2 separate regions of the Homo sapiens genome follow, and region 1 is linked to region 2. Evidence: chromatin loops called from intact Hi-C (ENCODE). Cell type or tissue: Calu3. All regions are shown on one strand. Links, peaks and the distances in the headings refer to the core of each region. The heading gives the core; the rest is flanking DNA. Region 1 overlaps DYM (dymeclin). Region 2 overlaps DYM (dymeclin).

Evidence for each region. Peaks named below come from ENCODE experiments on the same cell type or tissue, not always from the same donor. Only the 100,000 strongest peaks of a DNase experiment are listed, where the experiment ranks them.
Region 1: it touches region 2 in a loop (2.3-fold over the local background); 6 of 110 quality-filtered maps call a loop at or near these places.

Annotation. Positions count from the first base shown.
Region 1 is chr18:49,143,521-49,160,050 of GRCh38, forward strand. All of the region lies in intron 15 of DYM (dymeclin), which reads right to left. Among named protein-coding and RNA genes, the nearest start is that of MIR4744, 100 kb to the left of the region's middle. In Calu3, for the core only: no CTCF peak of the experiment used is centred there; no DNase peak of the experiment used is centred there.
Region 2 is chr18:49,092,420-49,108,949 of GRCh38, forward strand. It overlaps DYM (dymeclin), which reads right to left. Exons shown (of 18, transcript NM_001353214.3): 17 at 4,983-5,096. Among named protein-coding and RNA genes, the nearest start is that of MIR4744, 51 kb to the left of the region's middle. In Calu3, for the core only: no CTCF peak of the experiment used is centred there; a DNase peak (open chromatin) is centred at 8,012.

The DNA of each region.
Region 1 (16,530 bases), core at 5,464-13,463, 53 kb after region 2:
AAGCCGGATATTGGTCTTATTTAACTGTTGAGAAAACCAAATATCAGAGAGGTTAAGTAAGGTCAAGGTCACATAAAGGTTAAATATAGTTCTTTCTGATTCCAATACTCATATTATTTAACTTAAAAAAATTGTGGTGAAATAAACATAAAATTTACCATTGTAACCACTGTTGAGTATACAGTTCAGTGACGCCAAGCATATTCATACGCTGTATAACCTCTGTAACTTTCTTTATCGAGAAATTTCAAATATATACAAAGACAGACAGGATAGTATAATGAACCTCCATGTACCTATCACCCAGCCCATCAACTCATGGCTAATCTTGTTTCCTTATACTCATTCATTTCCTCTTCTCCAGGGTTATTCTGAAGCAAAGTCCAAACAAATCTTTCAACCATAAATATATTGGTTAAGTATCTCTAAAATATAAAGATTCTTTAAAAAATATACACAATGCAATTTTCACACATAAAAAATTAATAGTAATCCCTGAAAATTACCACATATCCAGCCAGTGCTCAACTTTCTAATTAGGTTTTAAAAAAAGTTTCTTACAGGCAGAATGAGAATTCAAATAAAATCTCTATGGTGTAATTGGTCTTCATTAATGTGTTTTTCTCTCTCTCCTTTCTTATTGCAATTTGTTAGTTGAAGAAACCAGGTTATTTGTCCTATATAGATTCTTGCATCCTGGATTTTGGTGATGTTTAATTTTTCTCTGTTCTGGGTTTCCCCAGAAAATTGGTAGCTAAATTTAGAGGCTTGGTCTGATTAGTTTTTGGGTTTTTTTTTTGCAAGACTACTTCATAGATGGTGGTGTGTTCTACATCAGGAGAAACATAATCTATGGTTCCCTCTTTACGTAAGTTTGCAGTCACTAATGCTCAATGCTCGAATCTACTAATTAGGGTTTGCAAAATAGTGATATTCTAATTCTATCATTTCTTTTTCAATTATGAATATTTCTCTAAAGTGGAACTTCTCCATATCTACTATTTTGACATCTAGTGTTACTATCTTATTTGAAAGGCAGGACAAATCCCCAGTTCCTTTTAGTAGAAATCTGGTTGTTACAGATGCTCAAAGCTGTTATTGGGTTGGTCACTGTTACAATGAGTTCAAAGGACAGAAGTAGAATGACTAGACATAACTATAAATATTAAAACAACAAAAGCATAAGTCCATGCAGGTACTTCCTATTCAAATTCAAGATCAAAGGGTTCTTAGTTAATCTCTTCTATTTTAAATCTGCATATAATGTTTCCATGTCAAAACCTAGGTTCCTGGGCCAGGCACATCAGGGCTCATTCCTGTAATCTCAGCATTTTGGGAGGCTAGAGCAGGAGGACTGCTTGAGGGCACGAGTTTCAGACCAGCCTGGGCAACACAGTGGGACCCTGCTGCATTTACAAAAAATAAAAAACTTAGTTGAGCGTGGTGATGCGTGCCTATAGTCCCAGCTACTCGAAAGGCTGAGGCGGGAGTATTGCTTGAGCTCAGGGGTTCAAGGCTGCAGTGAACTATGATCACACACTGAGCTCCAGCCTGGGCAACAGTGCAAGATCCCGTCTCAAAAAAATTCATATATATATATATATATATATATATAATTTATATATATAATATACAAATATAGGTCCCCAATGGGAAAACAAAATTAGAATATTTCACAATTACTAATGTGTTTTATTAAACTCACATTACACCCGTCTTGAAGTAACAATATAAAGGTTTCTATACAAATGTCATTAGTAAAAACTATTTTTTCAATTGTGTCTTTAAGGTATAGCCTACTAGGAATAGTCACTTAGATGTTCAGTTATGCCACCAAATGGATATATATTTAGGTTCACTGATTTCAATTTATTTAAATTTTAGACACTGCTCCTTTAAACTTTTGTTTCATAATCATGTAAAACATTTATGGAGTTCTTAAGTTACATCAAAGAACAAAAAATATTCAAAGAAGTCGAGTTTCATTCCTCTTTCACTTTTACCCAATTTCTTCACTTTCTTTATAGGTAACTGTTTAACAATTTTTTCTATAGTTTGTCCTTCCCCTATTTGTTTCCAAAATATAAACAGATACAAATGAGTATCAACCTGTCCCGAGGATGCCTATGTGGTGGCATATAGAGCTTCATATGGAGATGTTTTCATTCATTTTTATAGCTGCATGGTATAATACTTTCTTGTGTGAATGTACCAAAGCTTATTCAACAAATTCTTACTGATGGAGCTGTAGGTAGAAGATTTATCTGTTTGTTTTTAATGTCCTTATATATATGTCTATGTATTCAAGTCTTTTATGCAAGTAGTCTTTCAATATGTGGTCTATTTTACTTGTTTTCTTTTTATATTTTAGTTTTTACCTTTTTTTTTGGTATTTAGGAAGGTTTATATATTTGTTCTAATAGTTCCCTTTACATGAATAACTTTATATAACTCCCTAGTCCCCTTAGTTTAATTGTCATTTTCTATTGATTCCCTACCATATGTAATATTCAAATTAGCTAATTGCCTCCTTTTCTTCCTCCTCCTTCTCTCCCAGCATCTGACTTGAAGTAATATCCTAAATCCCTTTCTTTATATCCAGGGTAACCTCAAGGAAATGATGAAATGAGAGAATGCTGAAGCTAAAAACAACCACACACACAAAAAACCACATTAGAAAATAGAAAGCTATTTATGACAAACCCACAGCTGATATCATACTGAATGGGCAAAAACTGGAAGCATTCCCTTTGAAAACTGCCACAAGACAGGGATGCCTTCTCTCACCACTCCTATTCAACACAGTGTTGGAAGTTCTGGCCAGGGCAATTAGGCAGGAGAAGGAAATAAAGGGTATTCAATTCGGAAAAGAGGAAGTCAAATTGTCCCTGTTTGCAGATGACATGATTGTATATCTAGAAAACCCCATTGTCTCAGCACAAAATCTCCTTAAACTGATAGGCAACTTCAGCAAAGTCTCAGGTTACAAAATCAATGTGCAAAAATCACAAGCATTCTTATACACCAATAACAGACAAACAGAGAGCCAAATCATGAGTGAACTCCCATTCACAATTGCTTCAAAGAGAATAAAATATCTAGGAATCCAACTTACAAGGGACGTGAAGGACCTCTTCAAGGAGAACTGCAAACCACTGCTCAATGAAATAAAAGAGGATACAAACAAATGGAAGAACATTCTATGATCATGGGTAGGAAGAATCAATATTGTGATAATGGCCATACTGCCCAAGGTAATTTATAGATTCAATGCCATCCCCATCAAGCTACCAATGACCTTCTTCACAGAATTGGAAAAAACTACTTTAAAGTTCATATGGAACCAAAAAAGAGCCCGCATCGCCAAGTCAATCCTAAGCCAAAAGAACAAAGCTGGAGGCATCACCCTACCTGACTTCAAACTACACTACAAGGCTACAGTAACCAAAACAGCATGGTACTGGTACCAAAACAGAGACATAGACCAATGGAACAGAACAGAGCCCTCAGAAATAATGCCGCATATCTACAACTATCTGATCTTTGACAAACCTGACAAAAACAAGAAATGGGGAAAGGATTCCCTATTTAATAAATGGTGCTGGGAAAACTGGCTAGCCATATGTAGAAAGCTGAAACTGGATCTCTTCCTTACACCTTACACAAAAATTAATTCAAGATGGATTAAAGACTTAGATGTTAGACCTAAAACCATAAAAACCCTAGAAGAAAACCTAGGCAATACCATTCAGGACATAGGCATGGGCAAGGACTTCATGTCTAAAACACCAAAAGCAATGGCAACAAAAGCCAAAATTGACAAATGGGATGTAATTAAACTAAAGAGCTTCTGCACAGCAAAAGAAACTACCATCAGAGTGAACAGGCAACCTAGAGAATGGGAGAAAATTTTTGCAGTCTACTCATCTGACAAAGGGCTAATATACAGAATCTACAAAGAACTCAAACAAATTTACAAGAAAAAAACATCCCCATGAAAAAGTGGGCGAAGGATATGAACAGACACTTCTCAAAAGAAGACATTTATGCAGCCAAAAGACACATGAAAAAATGCTCATCATCACTGGCCATCAGAGAAATGCAAATCAAAACCACAATGAGATACCATCTCACACCAGTTAGAATGGCAATCATTAAAAAGTCAGGAAACAACAGGTGCTGGAGAGGATGTGGAGAAATAGGAACACTTTTACACTGTTGGTGGGACTGTAAACTAGTTCAACCATTGTGGAAGTCAGTGTGGCGATTCCTCAGGGATCTAGAACTACAAATACCATTTGACCCGGCCATCCCATTACTGGGTATATACCCAAAGGAGTATAAAACATGCTGCTATAAAGACACATGCACGTGTATGTTTATTGCGGCACTATTCACGATAGCAAAGACTTGGAACCAAGCCAAATGTCCAACAATGATAGACCGGATTAAGAAAATGTGGCACATATACACCATGGAATACTCTGCAGCCATAAAAAAGGATGAGTTCATGTCTTTTGTAGGGACATGGATGAAGCTGGAAACCATCATTCTCAGCAAACTATCGCAAGGACAAAAAACCAAACACCGCATGTTCTCACTCACAGGTGGGAATTGAACAATGAGAACACATGGACACAGGAAGGGGAACATCACACACCGGGGCCTGTTGTTGGGTGGGAGGAGAGGGGAGGGACAGCATTAGGGATATACCTAATGTTAAATGAAGAGTTAATGGGTGCAGCACACCAACATGGCACATGTATACATATGTAACAAACCTGCATGTTGTGCACATGTAGCCTAAAACTTAAAGTATAATTTTAAAAAAAGAACAAAAAAAAAAAGAAAATAGAAAATGTACTTTAAGATACATTTTAAAAATATATTTAACATTTTTTAAATTAATTAATTTTTTGTAGACACAGGGTCTCCCTATATTGCTCAGGCTGGTCTCGAACTCCCAGGCTCAAGATATTCTCCTGCCTCAGCCTCCCAAATTGCTAGATTACAGGTGCAAGCCCCGGCACCAAGCCTTTAAGATACATGTTAAATACAAGAAAATCAAGGGTCAAAATGGCAAAATAAGTTGCCCAAGCTCATAGTAAATTAAAGTTAGCTTAAAAACAGAACTCAGGTCTTCTAATTCTCAGTCTGTCACTCTATCCAAAACTTTTCTGGATCATTCCTCAATTAGCATTTGTTTAAGATGATTATAAACAAGATTCAGATAAACTCCTTTCCAGCCCCATTACCTTGTTAGGGGTCTGTGAGGCTCCTGCCTCAAAGCCTTTGCACTCCCTGCTCTATTTTATTAGAGTAGCACCAGGGACCGTTTCATGGAAGACGATTTTTCCACGGATGCAGGGTGGTGCTTTTGGGATGACTCAAGCACATTACATTTATTGTGCACTTTATTTCTATTATTATTACATTGTAATATTTAATGAAATAATTATACAACTTACCATGATGTAGAATCAGTGGGAGCCCTGAGCTTGTTATTCTGCAACTAGACAGACCTATCTGCGGGTGACGGGAGACTGTGACAGATCATCAGGTATTAGATTCTCATAAGGCATGTGTAACCTAGATCCTTTGCGTGTACAGTTCACAATAGGGTTGGCGCTCCTATGAGAATCTAATGCTGCTGCTGATCTGGCAGGTGGTGGAGCTCAGGAGGTAATGGAGTGACGGGGAGAAGCTGCCAACACAGATGAAGCTTTGCTCACTTGCCCGCCGCTCACCTCCTGCTGTGTGGCTCAGTTCCAACAGCCCATGGACCATACTGGTCCATGAGAACACACTTCCCTTAGATATCTACAAAGCTCATTCCCTCTCCTGCTTTAGGTCTTTGCTCAACTATCACCTTCTAAATGAGATATATGCTCCACTGATCACCCATATGCACTGCTACCTTCCAATTCCCAACACTCCCAATCTCTTCATCCTGCTTTATTTTCCCATGGAACTTGTTATCTTCTAACATTTTATTAATTTTTTCATTCATTCACCTATGTATGAAATTATTATATATCCCTCCTTACATTAGAACAGAGGCTTCATGAGAGCAGAGATTTTTTATTGTCACTGGGCAGAGGACAGTGCCCAGAACATAGAAGCTGCTCACTAAATATTTGTTGGATGAAAGAGTAAGAAATTTCAAGCACCATTACAAAGTGTTTTTTTTTTTTTTTTTTTTTTTGAGATGGAATCTCGCTCTGTCACCAGGCTAGAGTCCAGTGGCACAATCTCGGCTCACTGCAACCTCCACCTCCTGGGTTCAAGCGATTCTCCTGCCTCAGCCTCCCGAGTAGCTGGGACTACAGGCGCGCACCACCATGCCTAGCTAATTTTTGTATTTTTTTAGTAGAGACGGGGTTTCACCGTGTTGGCCAGGATGGTCTCGATCTCTTGACTTCGTGATCTGCCTGCCTTGGTCTCCCAAAGTGCTGGGATTACAGGCATGAGCCACCACACCCAGCCTCACAAAGTGTTTTTATACTTGCATTAGTCTTTCACAATTGCTATTTAAAACTGGTAACCTGGAGAATGTTTATAACTTATAGCGCATTCATAATGGGTATGGGAAATTTAGGACTTGGAATTGGTTAATGAGTTACTTCACATAGAGGTTTAAAGCACTACTACTAATGGAACAAAAGTTAGTCTAACTGGAATTCATTAACTAGTATGAAACTTAAGAGAGATCATATCTGATTATTAAAGGCTCAGTACTGTTTAGGCTTTGTTATGGACTGAATGTGTTCCCACTCAAATTCATATGCTGAAGGCCTAACCCCCCAGTGTAATGATATTTGGAGAGGGGGTGTTTGGGAGGAGATTAGGTGATAAGGGCAGAGCTTAGTCTGATGACATTAGTACCCTTATAGTAAAAGACACCAGAGAGCTTGCTCTTGGTCTCTCTGCTAACATAGATGCTAACAAAAGGCCATGTGAGCACACATTGAGAAGGTGGCTGTCTGGAAGCCAAGAAGAGGGGCCTCACCAGAACCCAACTGTGCTGACACTCCATCTTGGGCTTTCTGCCTCAAGGACTGTGAGGAAATAGATTTCTGTTGTTCAAACCACCCAGTCTACATTTTGTTACGGCATCTTGAGCTGACTAACACAGGCTTAAAACATGGCCCTACAGAAGATGGATCATTCATTCAGCAACCAGACTGATTAGCTAGCACTGCCTATTAAAGGACAAAGGATATGTTTCTGAGCAACAATGTTCCTCATGATGTCAAGCATGATGCAAATTTAAGATCATAGAAGAGATTAGGGGAGAGATTACAGGTGACTCAAATGTGTGAAAATAATTAAACAGGACTGCCCTGTTGATTATTAAACAAACGTGCCAAGTAATTCCATTTCTGTAATTCCAAGTATATTTAAGGATTGTTTAGTTCTGAAATGTCAACTGTCCAAGAATAACTGCTTTGTTGTAATAACAAATAAATCAAGAAAATCAACACATTCCAATCATGGAATGACCTCCAACAACCATCAAAGCACAAATCAACTGGCCTTCCTACTTCCCAAAGTATACCACTGCCCATTACCAAGATCTCCAAATTTCTATCTCAGAAACTCAAAGAATTCATGAATAAATTAAGAAACAATTTAGGACTTAACTTTATCTAGTGTTCAGTGAATTTTCTAATAATATCTTAAGTCTAGATAAAGTCTGATGCTTTTCATGTTCATTCTCTGCATTTATAAGGTAATTCTCAAATACTCCTGTTAAGGATTCTTCTCATGAATTTGTCAGAAATCCGTGAAATTTCCAGAAAAACAAGCAGAGCTGAATTCTCGAATACAATTTGTTTTCAGAAATTAAATCAACCAAGGAAAGGGTTGAATTTCCACTCATACAATGAATAAAATTACTGGTTTTGGGGGTCTTATTTAGAGAAACTCAAATAAAGTGGCATTTATAAAACATTTGTAGCTTTGACTATAATCAACTGTAATAATAAGATACCAGCTTAAAAAATTCTTTTCATTTAAGCCTCTTTTGTAATACTGCTTTTTAATAACCCTCATAATAGCCGAATTAAAGGACCCCAACAGAAATCATTCATCCCACATAAAACAAACATTGCCTTTTCTTCTTAGCTTTGTTTTACAAGCTACATTATTTCCAGATGACGCTTGAGGGGACTATGGTTTCAAGAATTAGATGCTTAAATAGACAGCTGCTTTCTATTTGCCATGTAAATCAAGGATAAATCAAAGAAAATTCCAAATAGGAGACTTCTTTTCTTCCTATTGGGAACTATGAACAGGCAGAAGGGGAGAAACAGAATGAAAAACAATCAAGATCTGAGCAAACAGAAAATTAAAGATTTCTCAAATAAGTAAAAGGAAATTTAAAATATTTCAGGAAAAGGTGTTTTTATATTAGCTCTATGCAGCAGGAAGTAAAAACTTTTTCACTAGAATGGAAAGAGGGGGAAAGAAACTGTGATCACTGGTTTTTAGAAATCTATCACACGTTACTACTGAATATGCATGGGTTATTTTTTCTGTATTCTTTAAACTTCACTTAGAAAGTTAATTAATCATTGCCAGATTTCAATGCAAACACATCCTATTTCTTTTTATAAGCCAGAGAGACGAAGGAACATAAAAGTTTTTTAATAATTTTTTTAAAAGTCCTTAAAAATAATATTCTACCATATTCCATAAGAAGGGACAGAACGATCTTCCTCTTCAGAAGTAAGAAAAGGCAATAGTGTTTCATTCGATCCTTCAGTTTAAAAATGAAGGAATGTTTTGTTTTTGTTTTAAAAAAGAGGGGAGCCCTCCAACTCAATATTGTCCTTAGAATCACTCTCAGAACATTTTTGGAACTCTCAGGTCCTAGCCAAGTTAGAACACAAGCACGAAAATTGGTTGTCTTATGTCAAAGTCAGGCCTGGCTTTTCATAAGGAAAAAAGTGGTAGGGTCAGGGGGGATGAGGAGTTTGCTTACTCGCTACAGACTTTGCTTGAATTTTAAAATCAATTGTATTGGTACAACCATTATGAAAAGCAGCAGGAGGTTCCTCAAATAATTAAAAATAGAATGACCATATGATCCAACAATTCCACTTCTGGGTATATACCCAAAGGAAATGAGGTATCTATATTTGCACTTGCATATTCATTTCAGCATTATTAACTACAGCTAAGATATGAAGACAACCTAAGTACTCGCTGACAGATACATGGAGAAAGAAAACGTGGTGCATATCCACAATGGAATATCATTTAGCCATAAATAAGGAGATCCTATCATTTGCGACAACATGGATAAACCTGGAGAACATTATGCTAAGTAAATGAGACAGAGACAAAAAGGGAAATACTGCATGATCTCACTTAGATGTGAAATCCAAAAAAGTCAAAATCATAGAATCAGAGCCGTACAGTGGTTGCCAGGGGGTGGGGGAAAGGAGATGTTGGTCACAGGGAACAAACTTTCAGTTATGTAAGATGAGTAAGTTCTGTGGACCCAGTGTATAGCATGGTGACTGTAGTTAATAATACTGTATTGTACACGTGATATTTGCTAAGAGAGTAGATCATAAGTGTTCTCATCACACAAAATGGTAACTATGTGAGGTGATGGTGATGGATGTGTTAATTGACTTAATTGTGGTAACTGTTTCACAATGAATACATATAGCAAATCATGTCATATACTCCAAAATATACAATTTTTTATTTATTATGACTCATAAACCTGGGAAAAAAATCGATTGCACTAAAGAAGAAACTCACTGGGACCTAATCAATGTGGGGCTTGGAATCTATTTAAGTTCAAAGCAGTTGTGCTAGGGATGTTCACCAATTTTATTCACAGGGTTTGGCTCTGTTTTACACAGTTTCTTCAATATGAAAGTAAATATAAAGATCTTGATCCAAATTTCATGATCCTCCTGGAGAAATGGTTGATTCCAGGGCTGGGGCAGAGAAAATACCCGATGAACTGGAGCATCTTGATGGTCTCAAAAAAAGATAAGAGTAAACTGAGAGGGCAGAGGACACAACATGAAAGAGCTCCCAATGGCCAAAGCTGGAACAATGTGAGCAACAGAATAATAACAGTATTGGTTATAACACACAGAATAAAACAAGGATCCATGTGTCCAAACTGATAGAAATAAATAATTGAATAAGTAAATACACGAGGGAGAAGTGACAACTCTTCCTTATAGAATTCTATTAATAATGGCAGAAGGAATGAGAAAAAAAGAAAATCACTAGTAAATCAGTGATATATGCTGCAGGCAAGATCCATCAGTGGATTTCAAAATTTGTGGGAAAATTTGTAAGCAGAAACAGGATATTGGCATAGTCTTAAAGTATCTCCCCAAAATATATAGTCATTACAAAGAGAAAAATAACAAATTTACAGTAAAAAACCCTGGCATACCTCACCTTAGCAAAATGGTCAAGGTAAACCTCACCAGTAATACATATCAATATCATGTATTTCCCAGTATGATGCACTGAGAAGGGCTCACCTCTTCCCAATCCTTGTCAATAATGCATGACCTCAATCTAATCATGAGAAAACACCAGCCAAATCCAAATTGGGGGATATTCCACAAAATAACTGACTAGTAGTCTTTAGAAGTGTTGAGGTCATGAAAGACAAGAAAGACTTAGGAGACATGACAAGGAAATTTAATATGGGATCCTGGGTTGGGTCCCAGAAAAGAATAGGCATTAATGTTAAAATTGTAAAATCTGAATGAGATTGTTATTAAAGTTAACAGTAATGTACCAGTATTAATTCCTTTATTTTGATAAATGTTACATGATCATGTAAGATATTAGCAAAAGGGAGAATTGGGTGAAGTATATATGAAAATTCATTTTTGTTTTTTTTGAGACAGAGTTTCGCTTTTGTCGCCCAGATTGGAGTGCAATGGCGCAATCTCAGCTCACTGCAACCTCCGCCTCCTGGGTTCAAGCAGTTCTCCGGCCTCAGTCTCCCGAATATCTGGGATTACAGTCGTGTGCCACCATGCTCAGCTAATTTTTGTATTTTTAGTAGAGACACGGTTTCACCACGTTGTTCAGGCTGATGTCCAACTCCTGACTTCAGGTGATCCACCTGCCTCTGCCTCCCAAAATGCTGGGATTACAGGTGTGAGCCAATGCGCCCAGCTGGAAATTCTTTAAAACATCTCTATAAGTCTAAAATTATCTTAATGGAGGAATGGAGGGAAAGCAAGTTGCATGTATACTTGACAGAAATTCAAGATCTACACCTACAAAGAAGAATATAAAGTAAAAAGTATGTTATTCTTTTTTCTTTGAGATCTTTCAGTCTGACTCCCCAGAAGTAACCATTATTTAATAGTTGTGCATTATTGAAAAATTTAATGCATAATTTTCAAGCATACATGTATGTATAAACTACATGCTATAAAGTATTTTTCTTACTGGTTTATATATCATGGGTATCTTTTCATATAAACCCATGTAGATTGATTTCATTTAAAAAATAGCTGTAGAATACTGCATTGGATGAATTTATACTTTATTTAATAAGTCCCTTATTGAGGGATATTTTGCTTATTTCTATTTTTTGTTCTTAAACAAGGTTGAAGAATATACACACCTTTGTGGAACTGCATATCTAGCTGACTTTCGCAGTTTCTAAAGTCAAATCACTCAAACATATTTTGCCTCCTTAAAATATTAATTATTTCAAAGTACAAGATTTATTTTCCTACATTCACCTTTGTGCCATAATGCTAGCCATGCTGATCTTTATCTACTAGTACACACACCCAACAAATAGCTCTCTTTTTCCCCCCGTGCTCAAAGCACTACTTTTTTTTCAATGGCTTCATCAAGATACAATTCATATACCATATACTTCACCAATCTAAAGTATGATTGAATGGTTTTTGGTATATTCACAGAGTTGTGCAAATATCACCACAGCCTAATTTTGAAACATTTCATCACCTCCCAAAATAAACTCTGTGCCCATTAGTAGTCACACCTCATTCTGCTTCACACTCCAGCCCTAAGGCATCTACTATCTACCTCTATAAGATTTGCCTATTCTGGACATTCCATATACATGAGATCAAACAATAAGTGGCCTTGTTACTGGCTCCTTTCACTTAGCATAATGTTTTCAAGGTTCATCCATGATTAAGAATGTATCAGCATTTAATTCCTTTTTATCGTATGATGCACTGAGAAGGGCTAGTAGTATCTCACATGGTATCTCACATGGTATGGATACACCACATTTTATTTATTCATTTGTCTTCTGATGGACACTTCAGTTGTTTCCATTTTTGGCTATTGCAAATAATGGTTCTATGAACATGTGCATTTTCAGGTAGACATATGTTTTCAATTCATTTGTATGTAAACCCAGAAATGAAATTTCTCTATCATGTGACAACTCTGTGTTTAATTACTGATGAACTAAAATGGCTGCACCATATAACATTCCCATGAGCAGTACATGAGGATTCTAATTTCTCCACATCTTCACCAACACTTGTTATTATCTGCCTTTTTATTCTGGCCATCAAAATAGATGTGTGAAGTGGTATCTCATGGTTTTGATCTGCATTTCCTTAATAGCCAATGATGTTGAGTATATTTTGATGTGCTAATTGGCCACTTTTTATATCTTCTTTGGAAAAATGTCTATTAAGATTTTTCCCATTTAAAAAATGCAGTAAAAATTTTATTGCTAACTTGCATCACAGTCCAACAAGATGCTCAGTTGGCCTTCCGTGAGAGGATCCAGGGATCCAGAAAATGTTATCCTGTGGGAACTTGGAATCTCCCACTGGGTCTCCTGCAACCAGCCAGCAAATGATGAGAAAAGAGAAGTGTGGAAGACACACTCAAACCACGCCCCCCCCTCAAAAAAAACAACAACAAAAAATGGCCAGGCGTGGTGGCTCACGCCTGTAATCCCAGCACTTCAGGGGTTTGAGGTGGGTGGATCACCTGAGGTCAGGAGTTCGAGACCAGCCTGGCCAACATGATGAGACCCTGTCTCTACTAAAAATACAAATATGAGTAGGGCGTGGTGGTGCATGCCTATAGTCCCAGCTACTTGGGAGGCTGAGGCAGGAGAATTGCTTGAACCCAGGAGGCAGAGGCTGCAGTGAGCTGACATCATGCCACTGTGCTCCAGCCTGGGCGACAGAGTGAAAACGCTGTCTCAAAAAAAAAAAAAAAAAAAAAAAGTGTGGAAGACAGCATTTCTACCTACATTCCACTGACTTAGAGCTAGTCATATGCCCCCCTCCTAGATGCAAGGGAGCTGGAAAATGTTGCTTTGCTGTGTAATCAGGGAGAGGAAATGGGTTTTGTGGAGCATCTGGCCAGTCTCTGCCTCACCTAAAGTCTTTGCCTCACCTAAAGTGGGGTGCCTGGCACATGCCTGGCATTCAGGAAAAGCAGCTGGTTGACAGGAAGCCTGCCAACATGGCCCCCATTTCTTTGTTCTTGGTGGTCACTCTGGTTTGGCTTATTTCTGGGGCTCCTGGACATGCCTGACCTTGGGAATTCCAAGGTCAGGAAGCACCCTGGGAAGAGGGAGTCCATCTTTGGGGTTCAGGTACACGCTGTGATGTCAAGTAACTACCCAGATGTTCCCAGACAGATTAGAAAATCCTCCGGATGTTGCTGCTCACCTGTAGTTAGTGACTGCTGGCTGTTGTGATCTCTACCTCTCCATCTAATATCACACCACTCCTCCTCCTGCAGAAGCTCTTTCTGCACTAAAGAGCTCAGAGACAGTTCCATCTTCTGAACTAACACCTGTGGTCCCAGACTGTCTCTCCCACACATAGGCAGCATGGCATAACTGTAATAGCTAACCTTATCAAGCACTTGCTTCATGCCAAGGATCCTACCTCATTCATTTAATCCTCAAAAGAACCCCAGGTGTTCAATTCTCATTATTATTTGTCTTTTTGGTTCTGGCCATCATAGTACAGAAAAGGTAATTGAGGCCCAGTGAGGCAAAATGACATACTTAAGGCCACACAGGTCACAAGCCACAGAACCAGTTCACAAAATATAATATTTGCCCATTTTAAAATTCCATTATCTTTTTATTATTGATCTCTTCACATATTATAGATACTAGTCCCTTATCAGATGGATTATTTGCAAATATCCTCTCCCATTCTGTAGATTGTCTTTTTGCTTTCTTAATTGCATCCTTTGAAACACAAAGTTTTAAATTTTGATGAAGTCTAATTTATCTATTTTTCTTTTGTCACTTGAGTTTTTGGCATCACCTAAGAAGTCTTTGCCTAACCCAAAGTCATGAAGGTTTAATCATATTTTATTCTAAAAGTTGTATAATGTTGGCTCTGACATTTAGGTCTATGGTCCATTTTGAGTTAATTCTTGTGTATAGAATGAGTGAGGGGTGACAAATAATTACTGAACACCTATTATACACCAGACACTGTGCTGGATACAAACAACTCAGTGACAATGACACAAGACCATTTTTCACTTTCATGCCCTCTTTGAAGAAGCATAACACCTGGAATGTTTTCCTGCCTGAATCTCTCCTTTGAAAAATATTACCCAGCTCAAATTTCAACTCCTTTCAATGAAGACTGCCACAGTACCTCCCCTTCTTCCTAAAAGTTTTTCTCTCTCACTTTCTCTTCTGACAACCCACAAGTTTGGTTCTGTAGCTTTTATAAAATTGGTTATATGTTGAATTGTATTTTAGTTGTGTATCTGTTTTAACTATCCTGTAAGTAGGTACTATGCCTTCTTCATTTTTACCTCTTATACCATGGTAAAGTAATGTAAAACAAAAGTTTTAATAATATTCTGATTGCTGTTATCATCACTAGAATAAATGCATGAAAAGTTGACCCCCAAAAGCAATTGTCAAAAGTGACAACATGTGAAAGGAGCTGTTTTAAGAGTAACAAATTTCAGCTTTTCAAACTTCTTGGATATGACAGCATACCTACTAAGATAACTGTTCCCATGTTATATAAGTGTTAAATTACCTACCCCAGCCTTTAAATCTTCCAGAAAAATCTTTAAGGGACATTTCCATCAAGAACTAATACCATTATTCTACTCTCTGTCTTCATGAGTTCAGTTGTATTAATTTTTAGCTCCCATAAATAAGTAAGAACGTGTGATGTTTGTTTGTTTGTGCCTGGCTTGTTTCACTTAACAAGAAGGATGGTTACCAGAGGCTGCGAAGGGTAGTTGGGGCAGGGAGGGGATGATTAAGGAGTAAAAAAATATAGTTGGATAGAATCAAGAAGATCTAGTATTTGATAATAGCACAACAGGGTGATTACAGCTAACAATAATTTATTGTACATTTTGAAATAACTAAAAGAGCATAATTGGATTGTTTGTAACACAAAGAAAGGATAAATGGTTACCCCATTCATCCTGATATTACTCATTGTACGTGGGTATTAAAATATCTCATGTACCCTATAAATATATACATCTACTATCTACCCATAAAAATTTAAAAAAGAATACTCTAATACCATTATATACAAACAATATGTATGTATATCTTTGTATTATTTATGTACGTGTGTGTACAAAGGGGCATTTTAACACTAGCTCAGTAAAGGCACAAACATTGTACAAAACAATTGACTGAAGATAGTTTTCAATATTATTTATCCATCAACTATTGAGTCAAATGAATTTGAGATCTAAGTTAAAGAGTAAACACCACACAGAATCTTAATAATAGAACAACCTAAAAAGGATGGGGTGGAAAATAGAAACATCTCTGAATTTAAATTTTGTCATATGAAAATCAGATCAGAATATCCTATAATACATTTCTGAAGAAACTAAATGTCTGAAAGCAGATTTAAAAGTTTGTAAACAAGGTCTAAAAGATTATTAATAAAAGCTATGAAGTCAAAAGGTCAGCCAGTGATATAGTCCAGAGTTAACGGTATCTTAGAATTCCATATAGAATGATAATAATAAGTGATCATGACTTGATGAAAATAAATTTCATATGGATGGCTTTTACTCTTTAGAAAGTTACAGTTTAGAAGCAAGCTATCTGTAGGGCACAGTGGCTCATGCCTGTAATCCTAGCACCTTGGGAAGACAAGGCAGGACAATCACTTGAGGCCAGGAGTTCAAGAGCAGCCTGGGCAATATAGTGAGACCCAATCTCTACATTTTGGAGTTAGGTGGTAGAGTCAGTCCTACAGAAAGATTCAAAGTTATTTGATGACCACAGGGCAATATAATTTGGTTCCTTATGGTTGCAACTAGAATAAAAGTTAAATTGTTAGGAACTAGGGAAACAAAGCTTATATGGTACAGTAACAATATTCCTCATTGGTTATAAATATTCATATGGTTATAGCTTAAAAAGCATTCATAACTGATTTATTATCTTTGTTTCATTTTCTATATTCAGGTTCCATATTTGGTTATATATGACCAAACTTCTCTGAAAGTTCAGTTCATTTTTATTAAAAAAAAATCTGTTGAAAGATTCTCCTT
Region 2 (16,530 bases), core at 3,627-11,626:
CTCCTTCTTCCAGAACTTAACTTCTACACCATTCATTTTACACGCAGCGTAAAGTGCCCTGCTCTACTCAGCTCTGCAACGCAAGGGGGTGCCTTTCTCTCCTGAAAGATGATACATTTTTCTGAGGGCAGAGGTGGTGTCTTACACACTTCTGTTTCCCCAACGTCCTAGCAATGTTGTGGTCAAAGTGGGGGTAAAATAACGAGCTGCAGTAGGAAGAAACAAACCACATTTGTAAGAGATGCTTTGCTTGTATATTATAGGTGATATCGGTGATGATGATGATGATGCAAATTAATGTAAAGGGACAGGTGGGTGCATACATCCTGAGAAGCAAATCTGGGGACAGAAGGAGAAGGGTGGTAGAAGGAGAAGGGCCAAATACAGGAAAACCAACTAGCAGGGAAAGCTTAGCGGTAAGAGACCCTTAGTCTTCCACCAGAGAGCCTGGGCTGAGAGGTCCTTGGGACAGCAAGCCATGGAGAAAAGCCTCACTCCTCACTGGGAGTCCCTCCTTTAATGTTCTGCACTAATGCTGTGCAGTGAATAAGGAGAGTTGAAGGACCAAAGGAGAAATCAAGATTTTGGCTGAGAAGAAGGAGAGAAATAGGAATCCAGAGGCAGGGTGAAGTTAATTTACCCCACGAATATGTATTGAATGAGATGGGTGTGCTGGGGGATGGTTTTGCTATAATGGAGGGACATACGTGTGCCATAGGAATGTGGAGAAAACCACCGAGTGTGCGTGGGTGAATCAGAGTGGGCTTCATAGAAAGCGGGGAGCATGATCGGCTCACCTGACAGACAAGCCATGAAACTGTGAGAACCCAGAAGCTGCATACACAAAGGCCTGGCATGCAAGGACTCTGTCCACCTGACGATCGGCCAGCGGCTGACAGCGTTGGAGCACAGGATCCGTAGGAGGAAAAAGAACACAACTTAAGTCAGGAGTTAGGCCATGAAGTGCCTTGTGTGCTGGATCAGAGCAGGGTGTAAGGGTGGCAACAGGGCTAAGAACACCTGGGGAGGAAGAAGGATGTGGAAGTGGAGACCCCAATTAGGAGTTTATAGCAATAGACTGTGGGAGAAATGTGGAGCAGCCACATGGGAGGGCGGCAACGTGGAGGGAAAGGAATGACTTGAGAAATGAGAATTTCTAGGGTTTGGGATCTAACAGTACTTTTGAGTTAGAGGGAGGATGCTGGCTATTCATATTTCCACAGGTAGAGATACACGAGGAGTGTGGATGTGTGGGGAGGCAGAAGAGAGTGACTGTGGACACATGGGGGTTGTTCCTGTGGGACCCCAAGGGGCCCTCCCAGTACAGCACTCAGGAATCTGCTCTGGGGATAGAGAACTGACAAAGAAACGAAAGATGCTTAGGGTGAGATAGGGAAGAGACCCCTGAATAGGAGCAAAGTGAAAGGTTTTAAGCAAGTTAGTTGATATGATTTTTTATATTTTTCTTTATGCAACTAAAAACAACCATGAAAGTATTCTAAAAAGTGGATATAAAATAAAGGCTTTAAAAATCATTTAGTGTGAAACTGGTAATTACTTTTAATTCCTATGACTTATCAAGTGTCTTGAGTAAATGAAGTTTGGTTAATGTCAATAACATATTATTCCACACTTTCTTATTTACACTAAAAGATAAGTTATCTTCTGGTTAATTCCCCTTGAAAAGCACTACCTAGTTTTCAAACACTAAATACAGTAAAATTCTTAATCCTCAAATGACATAGATAATTCACTAAACTGAAGAAAAGAGGGGACTTGAGAGCCCAACATAATAAAATCTGAGGTGGTAGTGGTATGAGAACACGCACGGATCTGGAAGAATTCTGACCCATCACCATGACATTCAAATTGCTCCACAGTAAGCAAAATGCGAGCCAGGAACATGCCCTGTTGTGGATACAGACAGTGAGAGCTTTGAGCTGCGGCTTCTAAGTCGGCTCCCAGAGGACATACTAACTTTATTTATTTCCTTCCAAATCCTAAAGGAGAAATAAGTGACTCAGGATTTCAGAGCCTGTTCTTTAGGTCTCTGTTTAAGCAGGAGGCTCCGGAAAAAATAATTACCTGGTATTGCCTTTCCCAGACTTCACAGAATACCAGTAAGAAGAGAATGTTTAGAATGATATTAATACTATTTACTCTGAACAGCCAAGTTGTTTAACTATATAGACAGATTTATCCAAATAGTATGCATTCCCACATAGGATATTACACAAATATTTTAGAAGGCTATGTCAAATAATATTTGATTGAAAAATATTTTATTTGGTTGGAAGTCAATTACTCTTCCATGGGCTTCCAGATCTTACTGTTTACTTGCCCAAAATTGGAAGAATACTACTTCTACAAAGTTGGCTTCAATTCTACAATGCAAGGGAAAGTTCTAAAACTTTTGGCTCATCGGCTTCAGCTGACATTAGCTGGTGAATTTTTCATGAGTAAGGGGCGCTGTGATCCTCTTAACAACCCAGAAGGTAGTAGTAAAGAATTCTGAGTTTCTAAGTGTTTAATTTATATATTTTAAGAAACAACAAATCAATTAGTATATATTATTCCACATTTTCATAGAGGGCTTATTAAGACAGCATTTCCAATTTGAAACCAACTCTTTTACATCAATATCATGTATGAAACTATTATTACACACCCGACAATTATTTTATCAGTATATATTAGTAAACTACTCCAAAGACTATAATGTGCTGTCATGTAGTATCATGTAAACATTACTCAACACAGCTTGAATTTTGAATCAACTTTAGATACCGTGGTATTCTGTGAATTAAACTCTAGAGATTTTAAGTGACTCATTTTATTATAAACACTCAATCCAAAAAGATGATTAAAATAATTGAGATAAGGCTTGATTGTAAGGATAAACAGCCTTTTATTTCTAGTAACATCTGTGGTAATAATATGCTATCATTTAAACCAACTAGGATGACTCACCATCTGTGGGTAAATGTAATTTTAGTAAATGTAATCTTTTCTAGTACTGGTGATAGTGTTTTTTTTTTTTTGTTTTGTTTTTAAACTGAATCATCCATCTTCTATCCTTTTGCAACCATGAAGTGAGTTGGCAAGCTGAGGTCAGGAGTACAACTTCTTGCTATGTTCCAGAACCAAATTAACTGGCCCTCTTAAGAAATTTACCCATGACCTTGGCCTCAATAGGATCTTGCTCTAAATCAGAGTCAACTTGCCTGGGACCCACCATAGATCAATTATTTTCTCTATTTAGCCATAATTCTGAAAAACGAAAAGAGTTACATTTTTGTTTATATGTCACTGTCTCAAATATAAATGACATTTTATTTTTGAATATAGTATAATAAATGAACAAATATTAACATTCCAGCACTTAGCCTGCACACTGTAATTCATTTTGCTTTAAGGTAAGTATTACAGTGAACTACAAGATTAACCTTCCCCAGACTCCATTGCAGTGTCCTTTTTTGGCAGCCTCGATATTTCTACTTTGTTCTTGACTGAGCTTACACACCAAGATCCATCACTTCCTGGGAGTAGCCACTTTAATCTTCATAGATTTTTTTGTACTGGTTCACATGGTATAGTTTACATAAATTTGAAATAGTTCAAAAAAATCCCACAAAAATACCCCCAAACCAACCAACAAACCAAGGTCTTACTTTATGTAAAAATGGAAACAATATGAATTCTCTATATTTAAAAAAATTATCTGGAATAGGAACACATCCAAGCTGGAGGGCCCAGTGAACTCTAACCTGTTTTTATGCTATTACCACATGGTGGTGCCACTTTGGCTGATAAACAGAACATTTGCCATCTTTGCACAGTACCGTGTGAATCTCCCTGTTGTTTATGTACAGTGGAACTTCAGTAAATGATTATGATGACTAATGTGCTGTTATTTTACAAACTCTGTTATTATAATTGAAAATATTTTTATATCCTACAACAATATCTCTCAAGCATTCATTAAGCAGTGGTTCTAGTGATAGTGCTGAAAAACATAGCCCCCAAAAACAGTAACAACACTGGAACAGACGTGAACTGTGACAAAACACTATGAAGGCCAAATATCCACTATGACCTCCTGTGTTGGTAATTTAGGTGAAAGCACTCTAAAAAATTAGAGCTAATGAAGAAAAAACTAAAAAGAACAGTAAAGTAAAAGTAAGCTGCAATGCTGTACATTCATGCATTCCCCAAAGGATCTTCTTTACATCTTTTTCTTATGGGATAATTAGTCTTGAAGTATGAGTTTTATATTGTGAGACTGCTTCAGGAATACATCTATCAAACAGATGTAAATGCCTTCTTCAAATACAGCACTTCCCCCACCTTCTCCACGAAGTGCATCTCTTTCCACTATTACATCCCAGGCACACAGTAAACAGTGCAGCAATTATGAATGTGGGCACTGGAGATAGACTTCCTGGGTTTCAATCTGCAGGCTCCATCATTTTCCAGTTGTATGGCTTTGGCTAAGTTTCTTAACCTCACTGTACATCAGTTTCCTCATCTGAAAAATTAGGATGATACCACTACCCACCGCAAAGGGCTGTGGTAGGGACTGAATGAGCTTGATATAACACATTTAGAACCTGTGTGGCACTGAGTCACACTATGGAAATATTAGCTACTCTTGTGATCATCTTCATCATCACCTTCCCATTAACTCTTGATGATACTCTTAAGGCCGAATTTGTTTCACTGGGTTAAAAAAATAAGGTGTCCTTTTATTAACAGTATATGAATTATAGTGCATGCCATGGCTACTTGTAGGATATGCAGTGGCATGAAAGTATTAATGCTTCTTTTGAAAAGCTGTCAGAAACCTTTGTCACAGTTCTGAGGAGCCCTTCTAGTCTATGTACTGGATAAGCAGCATGATTCTGGATAGGGTCTGCTAAGACACTAACATTTACATCAAGGGACACGGCAGTGTCAAGTGGACATTTCTTTAGCCTTCTTACCTTCAGTCTGTCTTTGGGCAGCGCAACGACGCCTTGCTTAATGATTTCCAGGACCCGTTCCACTGACAGCTCAGCTCCAGCTTGCAGCAACCTTGAGCTAAAGAAGGAGATCACCTGTAATGTAAAGTGTTATTTTTTAAACAAGAAGAGGTATGAAATGTATTTTTAGTAGCCGCCTTTCTCACATGGTAGTCAAACTATCATGATTCCATTCCTACAGTGACCCGGCTTTTAATTCACTAGCCCTCCTAAACGCAGTTTGCTCTCCGTTGGGTTTGATAGCCGAATCAGAGGCAACCCCTCAATATCCAGGGCTGATTATTCATTCTGTGAATTAAGTAGCCTCCTGAATTCTACTCTTTCTTGTGCTGCCTGACCTTGCATTTATATTTCGTTTATAGAGCAGTATCCAACAGAAAGTCGGGAGAGAAAGCTAAACCCTAAAGCCTATCACTTTTGAAGCTTAATATTAGCTCTCTCTCTCTCTCTCTCTCTCTCTCTCTCTCTCTCTCAAAAGGGCTTAACAGGAAAGAATTTGAAACTAATGGCTAAAATGATGTTTTGGGGATTATCTATGAATTTAGCCACATTTCCCTTATCATGATCACCAGGGATAACAAATAGCAACCTATAATTACTTTTGCTTCATGTTATAGCACAGCCCAAAGTATGCAGCAAGATATTAACACAGTAGCATTCTGGAAATACACGGTCCCTAAATATTTGTCACTAAAAAATGAAAACAAAACATCATTTTTCAGCAAATTATTTTTAAAACCACAATGTTCATAAATCAAGAAGACTGCAGATCCCTTTTAAATTCAAGAGAATAACATTTAGGTGTTTATAGTCAGACATGCAAAAATATAAAAAATTATTGTGTTTTTGTAAAGTTGAGCATTACCTTTTATGTCTTCTATTTTATAGGTAAAATATATTAAGTTACAAACAATCCTTCACAAACGTTTTTATGCATTTTCTTTCAGAATTACTCTCCTAAATGCTAATTGTTTAAGAGTACAATAACTTTTGTCTTATCCATTCTAGTGGAAAGTACACTATATTACATAAATGCCACTAAATGCATTTGTTCTGGAAGGTAAAGAGACTTAGCTGGCGCCACAGCCATTAACAAGCATGTGCCTCACAATTCTGTGGCAATGAGTGAGAACAAAGGCAGCTCATGGCTGGTGACACTGCTTGTGATTCCAGATAAACCATTTCTTTCTCAAGCAGTTTGCTGGCACCACCAGCTACTTTGCAAGCTGCTTATTTTGTCCACAAGTGGGCTTTTCGCTACGTGCCTGTGGGCCTTGTTCTTCCCCATGTCGGATTTTAAGTTCTTTTTGAGTTTCTGGGATTAATATTTTGTTCACAGAGTTTAGACACAGCAGGTCCAAAAATTGATTTTTATAATATAGTGAATAAATATCTGAAAAAAGACACAACACAGATAGCAAAACATATTGTAATAGATTAAAATCCTATTTTTAAAATATGCAACAATGAATACACAAAATAAATGCTTTCCTTTTGTGTAAATATCTTCACAGGTTGTAAACTGAGCATAGTTTTTCTGAGAAAAGAATTGGTTAACCATATGAAATGCCAATTTTGTTGGTAAAAAAATGGTTTAATGTTAGAAATTTCATATGGGTCAATCTAACACCTATGCATATTATCTTCTTTGACCAAAAAATATTTAAAAAGTAGGAGCATATCTGTTAAAAACACATTCTAAAAAATAAAAAAATGGTAATTAAAAAGTAGATAGATGTTACATATGCTTTAGGCTTACTGAATTTTTTTTTTCTTTCTAACATGCTGAAAGCTGATATTTCACTACTGGATTTTTGTTTTGTTTATAGCAGTAGATCATACAGACAAGGAGTAGTTCTCAAGCATGGCTGATCATCAGAAGTAGCTGAGAAGCCTTGTGAAATTCTGATCCCAGGGCCTAGTCAGGGACCTTCTATTATACATCAGGCTCTCCAGGTGATTTTGATGATCAGTCAGAATCCAGACCAGAGGTTTCCAAACTTTTCAAGTTGTACACATCTACAAGTAAAAAAATGAGGATGTGCTTGCAATATATGTTCTAGTTCTTTATAAATCATGCAATATACTACAGCACTGATGTTTTACATATTATAAAATGTTCATAAAATAAATTTAAAAGAATGAGATAAAGATAAAATCAATTAGATTAAAAAAACCAATGATACAAAACATGTTTTTTGTACTCATTAAAATGTCATTGAAAATAATCTGGGTAATTACAGATTACTAATCACAGCAATTTCACATGACCATCAGCAAGCACAGTATTCACCCACGGTAAGATGCATCGTTTATTACAGTGAATATTAAATCCATAGTGCCTAAAAGTCTTCCTGATAACTTTTATGGATCCATTTTCTGTGAGATTAGACTGGTTCATCACTGTTTTTCCCTTGTAATGTGGCACTTGTTCCAGGAGGAGGGGGATGCCAGCTCTGCCATTATCTTTTGTCATATGTGCTTATATTTTTCTATCACCTTCAGTGTGTGGGGAAACACGCTATTTCGTGAGGGTTTAACTAAATCTAGATACTGTAACCAGGAACACATATACTACACTAAGCTTTACGTGAATGAACAGGTGAGCGCATGTATGCCAAGCCCTACAAGTTGAGGAACTCCTATCTCCTCCCTCGGGATATCTGGAGTACTGAGGCTGACACAGACCCTGGAAGGTTGTAAAGGCCAATACTATTAGTAAAACTAAATCTCCTTATTTTTAGATGAATAAATAACAGCTCTAATATTTTCTTTCCATGCTTCTACGGATGAACTGTTAGTGCAATCTCTGGGGCATGTGGAGCCATCCGCTTTGATAATCACTAATCGAGATAACAAAAGGCACATAATCAGAGTTAAAGGGAACTCACAGTATTCACTTACTACTCAAAGACACGACAAACCAACAAAAGGGAGTGTACTTATGTGTCACACCACCAAGAACAAAGTAATGCAATGACAGTTTTGCTTTGTTGACTCTGCGGCCTATACTGGCTTTCCTCTAAGCCACAAGGAATTTCCATTTCCACTGGGAGAGCTGCAGAGGAGGCATGAAGCTGGGTTTCCAACTAAATTCCTTTTTCAAACTGGTTCTCATTTGTATGTTTTAAAGCTGACATTCTCATGTTTTTGCATTCAAACTCACATGATTTTAGAAAATGATAAAACAACCACTTGCAGAAGGGAAGTATAATTTATGTGTCAAAACCGAAGGAAACAAATCTATCCTGAATGTTTATCATGGACTGTGTGCTGTACATATACTATTTGTTTAATTCTCATGACAATCCCATGAGGCTGATAAAAATCTCTGTCCTACAGAATTGTAAAAAGGATCAGAGACAAACTAGACTGGGGTGGCCCAGGCAAGTGGGAGGAGTAGGACTCCAGCTCAGGTATTTCTTCCTACTTTATCATGTCTCCGGCAATTCCTATGTAGCAAAATGGAGCATTAGCTTAGTTTTTCAAATAGGAGATATCTAAGTGAAAGGTGTAAGTTGTTCAGCCAAACCTTTCAGATGTTGTCTGACTGCAACACCAGCAAAGAACGTGAAACAATTCATTCAAAGATAAGAGCTTCTATTTCCTACTCCCAGGTTATAATTTTGCATATAATAGTACTTTTAGTGATGATGACTACAACAGATGTGTGGCTTTTATCCATTTGTATAGCAACCATTAAAACTATTAAAATAGATGAACTTTTATTCCTCTGAAAATCTCTGCATGAGACACAGCCAATAACAGAAAACATTCAAGTAAAACCTTTAGTGAAAGTGGGGATGAATGCTTTGTCAGTGTAATTCAAAGACAACCTTTCAAAGGAAGGTACTTTTCCAAAGCGCATGTTTTACAACCCTCCTCTACCTACAATATTTGGCTGTAACTCATGAAATCCAAGTACAGCATATTACCTTCCATTATGCTATTAGCTTTGAACAGTGATTGCCCACTGTCATATACTGATTAATCAGTTGTTTACTTTGAGTAATGTCAAATCACATTTAACCACCTGTCATGAAACAAGTGAATGATTATTATTAATAGATCACAGATTAATAGAAATGAGAAGCTTTTCTGGAGTAGAGGAGAATAAAAAGGAGCTAGTATGTGCTCCTCAGGCAAAATGCTTGCTTGCTAAAAATGGCCACTCTCCTAAGAGGTAGAAGTAGACAGCTAAGTTTTATTTTATTTTATTTTTATTTTTTAAGACAACGATAAACATGTAAAATACATATATATTTCCTCATTGACTTGAGTTTCCCCTCAAGTTACTGTATTTTAATCAATACATATATTGACAATCCATTCAGCAGAGGAGCTCTCCCGAGGATTTACCAGGGAAATAAATAGATGATACCATTTTCTCTCTTGAAGAAAGACACAGTGTAATTTGTGAGATAAGACAGATCAAACCTGTATAATTAGAATAGACATCATGGTAAAGTGGATAATGAACTACTCAAAGAAGGCTTACATTTGAGTCTTGCCTCTGATACTAGCAATGTGACTTGTAAAACACTCAACATCTAGATGTAGCATGATGCAGTGGTTTAGAGAACTTACCTGGTGTCGGACTGCTTGGGTTTAAATCCCACCTCTTCTTATAATATCTTCAAAGTGACAAAGTTGCAGCATCTACTGCATAGGAACCAATAATGATAATGTGGCAACTTTGTCATTTTGTAAATGAGGGTACTGATACACACCTAATAACAGTAAGAGCTAACGCTCTGTGAGCACTTACCATGCGCAAAGCACTTTGCGCTGTGCAGACATTAACTTATTTAAGGCTGTAAATTTCTCTCTGGGCTTTTGCTGGGTCCCACAAATTTTGACATGTTACAGTTTCATTTATGTTCACCTTAAATTTGTTCTATTTCCCTTGTAAACTTCTTTTTGACACATGGGTGTATTGTTCAATTTCCAAGTATTTGGAGATTTTCCAGATATCTTATTTCTTTTTTTTAATACTTTCAGTTTTAGGGTACACGTGCACAATGTGCAGGTTAGTTACATATGTATACATGTGCCATGTTTGTGTGCTGCACCCACTAACTCGTCATTTAACATTAGGTATATCTCCAAATGCTATCCGTCCCCTCTCCCCCAACCCCACAACAGGCCCCAGTGTGTGACGTTCCCCTTCCTGTGTCCATGTGTTCTCATTGTTCAATTCCCACCTGAGTGAGAACTTGTGGTGTTTGGTTTTTTTGTCCTTGCGATAGTTTGCTGAAAATGATGGTTTCCAGCTTCATCCATGTCCCTACAAAGGACATGAACTCATCCTTTTTTATGGCTGCATAGTATTCCATGGTGTATATGTGCCACATTTTCTTAATCCAGTCTATCATTGATGGACATTTGGCTTGGTTCCAAGTCTTTGCTATTGTGAATAGTGCTGCAATAAACACACGTGTGCATGTGTCTTTATAGCAGCATCATTTATAATCCTTTGGGTATATATCCAGTAATGGGATTGCTGGGTCAAATGGTATTTCTAGTTCTAGATCCTTGAGGAATCGCCACACTGACTTCCACAATGGTTGAACTAGTTTACAGTCCCACCAACAGTGTAAGAGTGTTCCTATTTCTCCACACCCTCCCCAGCACCTGTTGTTTCCTGACTTTTTAATGATTGCCATTCTAACTGGTGTGAGATGGTATCTCATTGTGGTTTTGATTTGCATTTCTCTGATGGCCAGTGATGATGAGCATTTTTTCATGTGTCTTTTGGCTGCATAAATGTCTTCTTTTGAGAAGTGTCTGTTCATATCCTTCACTCACTTTTTGGTGGGGTTGTTTTTTTCTTGTAAATTTGTTTGAGTTCATTGTAGATTCTGGATATTAGCCCCTTGTCAGATGGGTAGATGGCAAAAATTTTCTCCCATTCTGTAGGTTGCCTGTTCACTCTGATGGTAGTTTCTTTTGCTGTGCAGAAGCTCTTTAGTTTAATTACATCCCATTTGTCAATTTTAGCTTTTGTTGCCATTGCTTTTGGTGTTTTAGACATGAAGTCCTTGCCTATGTCTATGTCCTGAATGGTATTGCCTAGGTTTTCTTCTAGGGTTTTTATGGTTTTAGGTCTAACATGTAAGTCTTTAATCCATCTTGAATTAATTTTTGTATAAGGTGTAAGGAAGGGATCCAGTTTCAGCTTTCTACATATGGCTAGCCAGTTTCCCAGCACCATTTATTAAATAGGGAATCCTTTCCCCATTTCTTGTTTTTGTCAGGTTTGTCAAAGATCAGATGGTTGTAGATATGCGGCGTTATTTCTGAGGGCTCTGTTCTGTTCCATTGGTCTATGTCTCTGTTTTGGTACCAGTACCATGCTGTTTTGGTTACTGTAGCCTTGTAGTATAGTTTGAAGTCAGGTAGCGTGATGCCTCCAGCTTTGTTCTTTTGGCTTAGGATTGACTTGGCGATGCGGGCTCTTTTTTGGTTCCATATGAACTTCAAAGTAGTTTTTTCCAATTCTGTGAAGAAGGTCATTGGTAGCTTGATGGGGATGGCATTGAATCTCTAAATTACCTTGGGCAGTATGGCCATTATCACGATATTGATTCTTCCTACCCATGAGCATGGAATGTTCTTCCATTTGTTTGTATCCTCTTTTATTTCATTAAGCAGTGGTTTGTAGTTCTCCTTGAAGAGATCCTTCACATCCCTTGTAAGTTGGATTCCTAGGTATTTTATTCTCTTTGAAGCAATTGTGAATGGGAGTTCACTCATGATTTGGCTCTCTGTTTGTCTGTTATTGGTGTATAAGAATGCTTGTGATTTTTGCACATTGATTTTGTAACCTGAGACTTTGCTGAAGTTGCCTATCAGCTTGAGGAGATTTTGGGCTGAGATGACGGGGTTTTCTAGATATACAATCATGTCATCTGCAAAAAGGGACAATTTGACTTCCTCTTTTCCTAATTGAATATCCTTTATTTCCTTCCCCTGCCTGATTGCCCTGGCCTGAACTTCCAATACTATGTTGAATAGGAGTGGTGAGAGAAGGCATCCCTGTCGTGTGCCAGTTTTCAAAGGGAATGCTTCCAGTTTTTGCCCATTCAGTATGATACTGGCTGTGGGTCTTTCATAGATAGCTCTTATTATTTTGAGATACGTCCCATCAATACTGAATTTATTGAGTTTTTAGCATGAAGTGTTGTTGAATTTTGTCAAAGGCCTTTTATGCATCTATTGAGATAATCATATGGTTTTTGTCATTGGTTCTGTTTATATGCTGGATTATGTTTATTGATTTGGTATGTTGAACCAGCCTTGCATCCTAGGGATGAAGCCCACTTGATCATGGTGGATAAGGTTTTTGATGTGCTGCTGGATTTGGTTTGCCAGTATTTTATCAGGATTTTTGCACCAATGTTCATCAGGGATATTGGTCTAAAATTCTCTTTTTTTGTTGTGTCTCCGCCAGGCTTTGGTATCAGGATGATGCTGGCCTCATAAAATGAGTTAGGGAGGATTCCCTCTTTTTCTATTGATTGGAATAGTTTCAGAAGGAATAGTACCAGCTCCTCTTTGTACCTCTGGTAGAATTCAGCTGTGAATCCATCTGGTCCTGGACTTTTTTTGGTTGGTAAGCTATTAATTATTGCCTCAATTTCAGAGCCTGTTATTGGTCTATTCAGAGATTCAACTTCTTCCTGGTTTAGTCTTGGGAGGGTGTGTGTCCAGGAATTTATCCATTTCTTCTAGATTTTCTAGTTTATTTGCGTAGAGGTGCTTATAGCATTCTCTGATGGCAGTTTGTATTTCTGTGGGATCGGTGGTAATATCTCCCTTATCATTTTTTATTGCGTCTATTTGATTCTTGTCTCTTTTCTTCTTTATTAGTCTTGCTAGCAGTCTATCAATTTTGTTGATCTTTTCAAAAAACCAGCTCCTGGATTCATTGATTTTTTGAAGGGTTTTTTGTGTCTCTATCTCCTTCAGTTCTGCTCTGCTCTTAGTTATTTCTTGCCTTCTGCTAGCTTTTGAATGTGTTTGCTCTTGCTTCTCTAGTTCTTTTAATTGTGATGTTAGGGTGTCAATTTTAGATCTGTCCTGCTTTCTCTTGTGGGCATTTAGTGCCATAAATTTCCCTCTACACACTGCTTTGAATGTGTCCCAGAGATTCTGGTATGTTGTGTCTTTGTTCTCTTTGGTTTCAAAGAATATCTTTATTTCTGCCTTCATTTCGTTATGTATCCAGTAGTTATTCAGGAGCAGGTTGTTCAGTTTCCATGTAGTTGAGCGGTTTTGAGTGAGTTTCTTAATCCTGAGTTCTAGTTTGACTGCACTGTGGTCTGAGAGACAGTTTGTTATAATTTCTGTTCTTTTACATTTGCTGAGGAGAGCTTTACTTCCAAGTAAGTGGTCAATTTTGGAATAAGTGTGGTGTGGTGCTGAGAAGAATGTATATTCTGCTGATTTGGGGTGGAGAGTTCTGTAGATGTCAATTAGGTCTGCTTGGTTAAGAGCTGAGCTCAGTTCCTGGATATCCTTGTTAACTTTCTGTCTTGTTGATCTGTCTAATGTTGACAGTGGGGTGTTAGAGTCTCCCATTATTATTGTGTGGGAGTCTAAGTCTCTTTGTAGGTCTCTAAGGACTTGCTTTATGAATCTGGGTGCTCCTGTATTGGGTGCATATATATTTAGGATAGTTAGCTCTTCTTGTTGAATTGAACCCTTTACCATTATGTAATGGCCTTCTTTCTCTCTTTTGACCTTTGTTGGTTTAAAGTCTGTTTTATCAGAGACTAGGATTGCAACCCCTGCCTTTTGTTTTCCATTTGCTTGGTAGATCTTCCTCCATCCCTTTATTCTGAGCCTATTTGTGTCTCTGCATGTGAGATGGGTTTCCTGAACACAGCACACTGATGGGTCTTGACTCTTTATCCAATTTGCCAGTCTGTGTCTTTTAATTGGAGCATTTAGCCCATTTACATTTAAGGTTAATATTGTTATGTGTGAATTTGATCCTGTCATTATGATGTTAGTTGGTTATTTTGCTTGTTAGTCGATGCAGTTTCTTCCCAGCCTCAATGGTCTTTACAATTTGGCAAGTTTTTGCAGTGGCTGGTACCGGTTGTTCCTTTCTATGTTTAGTGCTTCCTTCAGGAGCTCTTTTAGGGCAGGCCTGGTGGTGAGAAAATCTCTCAGCATTTGCTTGTCTGTAAAGGATTTTATTTCTCCTTCACTTACGAAGCTTAGTTTGGCTGGATATGAAATTCTGGGTTGAAAATTCTTTTCTTTAAGAATGTTGAATATTGGCCCCCACTCTCTTCTGGCTTGGAGAGTTTCTGCCGAGAGATCAGCTGTTAGTCTGATGGGCTTCCCTTTGTGGGTAACCCGACCTTTGTCTCTGGCTGCCCTTAACATTTTTTCCTTCATTGCAACTTTAGTGAATCTGACAATTACGTGTCTTGGAGTTGCTCTTCTCGAGGAGTATCTTTGTGGCGTTCTCTGTATTTCCTGAATTTGAATGTTGGCCTGCCTTGCTAGATTGGGGAAGTTCTCCTGGATAATATCCTGCAGAATGTTTTCCAACTTGGTTCCATTCTCCCCGTCACTTTCAGGTACACCAATCAGACGTAGATTCGGTCTTTTCACATAGTCCCATATTTCTTGGAGGCTTTGTTCATTTCTTTTTATTCTTTTTTCTCTAAACTTCTCTTCTCGCTTCATTTCATTCATTTGATCTTCCATCACTGATACTCTTTCTTCCAGTTGATCGAAGTGGCTACTGAGGCTTGTGCATTCGTCACGTAGTTCTCGTTCCTTGGTTTTCAGCTCCATTAGGTCCTTTAAGGACTTCTGTGCATTGGTTATTCTAGTTAGCCATTCGTCTAATTTTTTTTCACGATTTTTAACTTCTTTGCCATGGGTTCAAACTTCCTCCTTTAGCTAGGAGTAATTTGATCATCTGAAGCCTTCTTCTCTCAACTCTTCAAAGTCATTCTCCGTCCAGCTTTGTTCCGTTGCTGGTGAGGAGCTGCGTTCCTTTGGAGGAGGAGAGGCACTCTGATTTTTAGAGTTTCCAGGTTTTCTGCTCTGTTTTTTCCCCATCTTTGTGATTTTATCTACCTTTGGTCTTTGATGATGGTCATGTACAGATGGGGTTTTGGTGTGGATGTCCTTTCTGTTTGTTAGTTTTCCTTCTAACAGTCAGGACCCTCAGCTGCAGGTCTGTTGGAGTTTGCTGGAGGTCCACTCCAGACGCTGTTTGCCTGGGTATCAGCAGCGGAGGCTACAGAACAGCGGATATTGGTGAGCAGCAAATGTTGCTGCCTGATTGTTCCTCTAGAAGTTTTGTCTGAGACGAGTACCCGGCCGTGTGAAGTGTCAGTCTGCCCCTACTGGGGGGTGCCTCCCAGTTAGGCTACTCAGGGGTCAGGGACCCACTTGAGAAGGCAGTCTGTCCATTCTCAGATCTCCAGCTGCATGCTGGGAGAACCACTACTCTCTTCAAAGCTGTCAGACAGGGACATTTAAGTCTGCAGAGGATTCTGCTGCCTTTTGTTTGGCAATGCCCTGCCCCAAGACGTGGAGTCTACAGAGGCAGGCAGGCCTCCTTGAGCTGTGGTGGGCTCCACCCAGTTCGAGCTTCCTGGCCACTTTGTTTACCTACTCAAGCCTTGGCAATGGCGGATGCCCCTCCCCCAGCCTCACTGCCACCTTGCAGTTTGATCTCAGACTACTGTGCTAGCAATGAGCGAGGCTCCATGGGTGTAGGACCCTCCGAGCCAGGCACGGGATATAATCTCCTGGTGTGCCATTTGCTAAGACCGTTGGAAAAGCACAGTATTAGGGTGGGAGTGACCCGATTTTCCAGGTGCCGTCTGTCACCCCTTTCTTTGACTAGGAAAGGGAATTCACTGACCCCTTGTGCTTCCCGGGTGAGGCAATGCCTCGCCCTGCTTCGGCTCACGCGCAGTGCGCTGCACCTACTGTCCTACACCCACTTTCCGGCACTCCCCAATGAGATGAACCCGGTATCTCAGTTGGAAATGCAGAAATCACCCGTCTTCTGCATCGCTCACACTGGGAGCTGTAGACTGGAGCTGTTCCTATTCGGCCATCTTGGCTCTTCTTACTGATTTCTATTCAATAGTTTAATTTCACTGTGGTCAAAGAATATACTCTAGGTGATCTCATCTCATTTAAATTTGCTGAGGTTTGTTTTACGGCCCCATACATGGTCTCTCTTAGAGAATGGTTCACGTGCACTGATGTTGTTGGGTGGTATGTTCTATAAATGTGAACTCATCAAGTTGGTGGTTAGTATTGTTTGGGTCTTCTGTATCATCACAAATTTTCTGTTTATTTGCTGTATCAATTACTGAGAAAGAAGTGTTGACTTCTCCAATTATGGGTTTGTTTGTGTCTTCTTGCCATTCTATCAGTTTTTATTTCATGCATTTCGAAGCTCTGTTGTATACACATTTATGGTTGTTACGTCTCCTTGGTGAATTGACTTCTTTATCATTAC